Linked DNA regions of Homo sapiens: region 1 is linked to region 2. Evidence: read pairs that join two places in POLR2A ChIA-PET (ENCODE). Cell type or tissue: GM12878. All regions are shown on one strand.

Region 1 (2,500 bases), 450 kb before region 2:
AAAAGAACGCCAATTAAAAAAAAAAAAAAAGGACGCCAATTCTTTCAACCAAGTATTTATGAAGACAAATACAAGTATAAAACCTGTTTCATAAATAATTAGGGGTAATATATTAAATATAGATGTATTTTCAGCCATGCATACTAGTTTTAATTAATTTCTAGAAACCTTCACTCTTACATGAAAGAATCATATTGCTAAACCAGCTTCACAAAATGCACTTTGAAATTATTCTATTTCAATATTACATTAACACCAGATCTGGAAATCAAGCCAAATACTAAATAGACCCCTTAACACTCACTCTGTTGCTTCCTACAGTTGCAAACACTAATGGATCTCCTTCTTTACTGTGCCAGTTAAACTGAACTCCAAACAATGGTTGGTTATGATCTTCCTATAAAATAATCATGAAATAAGAAAAGATTAATGTATCTTACAAACCAGAAAATGACAGTAAACTAACCTATCCCCTTCTTTTTTCCAAAATGCAATACATTATTTTGTGTATCATACATAAGCTAACTTTTGACACTAAAATTAAAAGATGTCTACTAGTCTAGTTTTCACATTTTAAAATATTGTGTATGATAAAGTTTTATCACAACCAAAGGCTGAAATCACAAGTTAGGTAATAACCGCTTACCTACGAAAACACTTATAATATTTGCCTTTTTCTTAATAAGCCAATCATATTCTGAATCACAATAAACTGGATAATTTTGGTGGATACAAAAGGACACAATTTATTTTTCTGAAACAGGAAATTAACAGATGGCCTTAATAGCTTCTCTGGCATTCACTAAATTTTATAAGGCTAAATTTTTCCCTTGTAAAGTGAAGCATAGCAGACTCCATTCAAATCACTGTTTTCTGTTAGTCAGAATGAGAATATCTGAACACTGGGGACTAGGGGAAGAAATAAACTGTAACTGCACAGTTACCAGGAGGCTATAGGAGATGTACAAAGAACAATTATGCACTTTTGTTCACAAAGTTATTTTTCAGCTTTAGGATTTTACTGGCCAACTTCTGGCATTTAACACTGACTTTCAGATGCAGTTTAAGGCACTGTTTTCACTTTTAAAGTACGTCTTTCGTTTTCTCATCATTTGAAAAGCCACAGCTTTAGGATTTTGAAATACTGCCTTAAGTATAAAAGGCAGCTAAAAACATCTTCCAGGTACAGTACCTAAAAGTAGTACGTTAATGTAAATAAATATGCACATGAAACTATAATTGACTTTTAAAAAATATGCTGAGATTAATTTCTCTCCTTTTACAGGAGCAAAATCTGACACACTGAGCATCGAATTTTTGCTACACAGACAGAAAAATGTCATAGTCATAGCTTCTTATGCTTTCCCAAAACTTTACTTATAAAAAATATATTTGGATATTTAGAAAAGGTTTTAACTTACATATGTATGAGATAATACACATTTTTCCTCAGTATAGAAAAAAATAGCCTCACATTTAAAAAACAAACTGGACATATATAAAAGAAAATATCTTAAACACCAGTAACCCCTTTTATAAAGTAAATAAAAATACTATTGGGGACAGATTAATTTAAATAACCAAAACCCCCTTTTCCCTAAATATTTAATATTAAAAAGTTTAAAAATTTTTTACACCTTTTTCTTTGAAAACAGTTATAAATAAAACAAAGGACAGAAACTGTACAAAGTAAAACATCTGTTTCAATTTATACTTAGTCAAAGTTAATGGGTTACATTCAGTTCTTTTTAAAAACTGATGCCAGAAGTGGCTTATGTTTTTTAAGTTTTACTAAAATATAAAGAGTAATAGTTACCCAAATCTTATAATTTGAATGCAAACAATAAAGCAAAAACATCCTGCAACACTGTCACATATTTAAATTAAAACAACAAAAAACAAAACCAAAAAACTAAACATGGGATGGACTAAAATAGATACGCAGTCTGAACTACAAAAAAAAAAACCCTTCAGAAAACATTGTAACTTTAAAATATTTACAACTTGACAGAGTATCCTGAGTACGAAATGCGTGCCACAGAGAAATAATTTCTGAAGCCTAGCATTCAGCCCAAAGGATCTTTTTTTGCACATACCTTGAGACTATTTACACATTTGAAAGAATATTTGCATTTCTTTGACTTCCATTTTCCCTTTCCCCAACTTTTCCTTCCAGGTGCATTTGGCGTGTTTGTAGGTGTATCAGGGCGTTCAGTGTTTGTACCACTTTCTATACTGACAGCGTCATCCTGTAAGCAGTAAATGAGGAAAAATTACATGAAACAGCAATACTGTTTTTAGCAGTAAATAACTCTACTGGGAAGATGCTGACTGACCTAAGAGAAATAATTTCTACAAGAAGAAAAAAATGTATTCTTGCCTCCACATAAGGATAAACATAATCCAGCTACAGGTTAGAAGGTTTGTAGATATTTTATATTTCAACAAAAATGAAAATGAAATAAATACTAATGAGAATAATGGAAGAGTAATACTGTCT
Region 2 (2,500 bases):
AAACTATTATTAAACAGTGAACATTTGTTGATAAAAGGGTCAGCATGCTGTAGTGGGAAGAATATCAGATTTAGAGGCAAGAGTTAATTTATTTGATAGATACTCACTGAGTGTTTTCTATGTTTGTGTGCCAAATTGTTTTAGGCTCAGAGTCCAGTGGGGAAAATAGATATCTGTAATTACCACTCAGTGTGATGTTCATAGTCAGATGTGAGCACAGAGGAAGGAGGTGGGGTGGTAAGAGGGAAGGGAGATCAAGTGCCAAGGTAGGGCTTCCTGGAAGAGGTGGCATTTGAGAGGCGATCTGGGTGAATAAGAATCAGAAGGTCAAAAGGCTGGGAAATAGCATGGCAAGCATGGTTTCATGTTCAAGGTAAGGCTGGCAGGAGCTGAGGCCAGTGAAGTAGGTAGTGGGCTGATCATGAAGAGTGTAGTACATGTTATTAAGGAGATTGGATGCTTTTTATGGACTTTTAGTCCCTTTTGTTGAGCTCTTCCTAACCCTGTTTCTAACTCTGAAATCCTAGCTGTTCTTAAAACTGCAGCTCTATGCTAATTCTTCCTGAAATCTTCCTGGTTCATCATGGCAGGAAGTTTTCTTTCCCTCCTCTAACTGGTTTAGTGTTCGGCTTATACCTCTTTTATGGCCATCATCACATACCACTGTGTGTTATCATTCTTTATGTCCTCATCTTATCTTCCCTTTTGTTCCAAAAGTTCTTAGAGCGCTGGGACTAAAGGGACTTACTATTTCCTTAATGCCCAAAGCCCAGAAGGCTGAGATAGTACAAGTGTGTTAAATGAATATATTTTGAAGTGCTAAGTTATGTTCCCTGTCTTTTTAAGGTTTTTAGTACATTGATGGGCTTTAAGAATTTAGTGGTCAATGGGCAGTTATCAATTAATTAGATATTTGGCTTTTTATTCTCATGTGTGCAGAAAAGAATTAACATAGTGGGTGTGAAACTGCCTGTCCATAGAAAGGCCTGCTTGCAAGTTGGCCTTTGGCTGGCATTAGGGAACTTGGATTTCAGGAGGATTCCCACAAATCTAAATGATTGAGTAGCTCACTGTGCCTAAACTGTTTGTGCAAGCAATATGGTTTATGCCGAGCACCTGCTTTTCTTCTGGGAGTCTGGAATTTGGGTACATGCCAGGGAAGGGGTGCCTACATGACTTGTCCCCATTAAAAACTCTGGGCACTGAATCTCTAATGAACAGTCTGGTTGGTAACATTTCAGATGCATTGTCACAACTTGTGTGTCCAGTGTGACTCCTCTTGGAGAAGACCCGTGGGAGCTCCCACCCAGTTTTATGCAGACTTCACCCCACGCACCTTTTTCCATTGTTGAGTTTGCTTTGTATCTTTTCACTGTAATAAGTCATAGCTGTGAATATGACTGTATGTTGTCCTGTTGAGTTATCCTAGTGAATCATCAAACCTGGGACTGGACTTGGAGATCCCTTCAACGCACCATGAAATGCCACATATGTGAAGCCAATTGTTTTTTATTTTTGGTTTGTTTTTGGCTAAGACTCTGAAGATATTAAAGACTCTGAGAAGTTATTGGTCTTTACATAAGAGAAGGGCCCATTTCTCAAGACGCTATGTATTTAGGCATGTGAAGAAGGTGCTTAAGAAAGTTTCACGGGTTTCTCTTGTCATTCCGTAAACCAAATCACATTTCACCTTTTAGAAATAAGTGTCAAGCTTTAAAATTTCAAACTTTGAGAGTGTCAGAAGCTGTGATGATCCGTTTGTTTGAAAATGAACAGGGAATGGGAGGGCTGACAAAAAAACTGAACTTGAGATCAGTGGGTATAGGCTGGGTGCAGTGGCTCACGCCTGTAATCCCAGCACTTTGGGAAGCTGAGGCAGGTGGATCACTTGAGGTCAGGAGTTTGAAACCAGTCTGGCCAACATGGTGAAACCCCATCTCTATTGAAAATGAAAAAAAAAAAAATAGCTGGCATAGTGGTGTGCACCTGTAATCCCAGCTACTCGGGAGGCTGAGGCAGGAGAATCTCTTGAACCTGGGAGGTAAAGGTTGCAGTGAGCCGACATTGCACCACTGCACTCCAGCCTGGGTGACAGAGTGAGACTCCTTCTCAAGCAGCAAGAACAACAACAACAACAACAACAAAAACTTTGTGGTCTTGAGATCAGTGGGTATAGACTAAGGTATGGTATGAGATAGATGAGTGGCCAGGTGGGGTATGGCCAGCTGGGGAAGCTGTGTATAAACACAGACTTCTTAAGATTTTATTAGATCACATAGGCTGTAGCTGACAAAAGGGACAATAATAATAAAGACTAATGTTTTCTTTTTCTTTTTCTTTTCTTTTTTTTTTTTTTGAGAAGGAGTCTCGCTCTGTCTCCCAGGCTGGAGTACAGTGGCTGATCTCAGCTCACTGCAATGTCTGCCTCCTAGGTTCAAATGATTCTTGTGCCTCAGCTTCCCAAGTAACTGGGATTACAGATGCCTGCCACCATGCCCAG

What was found. Peaks named below come from ENCODE experiments on the same cell type or tissue, not always from the same donor. Only the 100,000 strongest peaks of a DNase experiment are listed, where the experiment ranks them.
Region 1: POLR2A ChIA-PET joins it to region 2 with 5 read pairs; 2 of 35 experiments call an interaction of 5 or more read pairs at or near these places.

What each region holds. Positions count from the first base shown.
Region 1 is chr11:86,250,045-86,252,544 of GRCh38, reverse strand. It overlaps EED (embryonic ectoderm development), which reads right to left. Exons shown (of 12, transcript NM_003797.5): 2 at 2,097-2,249; 3 at 305-397. Among named protein-coding and RNA genes, the nearest start is that of EED, 6.5 kb to the right of the region's middle. In GM12878, no CTCF peak of the experiment used is centred here; no DNase peak of the experiment used is centred here; H3K4me3 peaks cover 1,365 bases; H3K27ac peaks cover 1,924 bases.
Region 2 is chr11:85,797,483-85,799,982 of GRCh38, reverse strand. All of the region lies in intron 1 of SYTL2 (synaptotagmin like 2), which reads left to right. Among named protein-coding and RNA genes, the nearest start is that of SYTL2, 12 kb to the left of the region's middle. In GM12878, no CTCF peak of the experiment used is centred here; no DNase peak of the experiment used is centred here.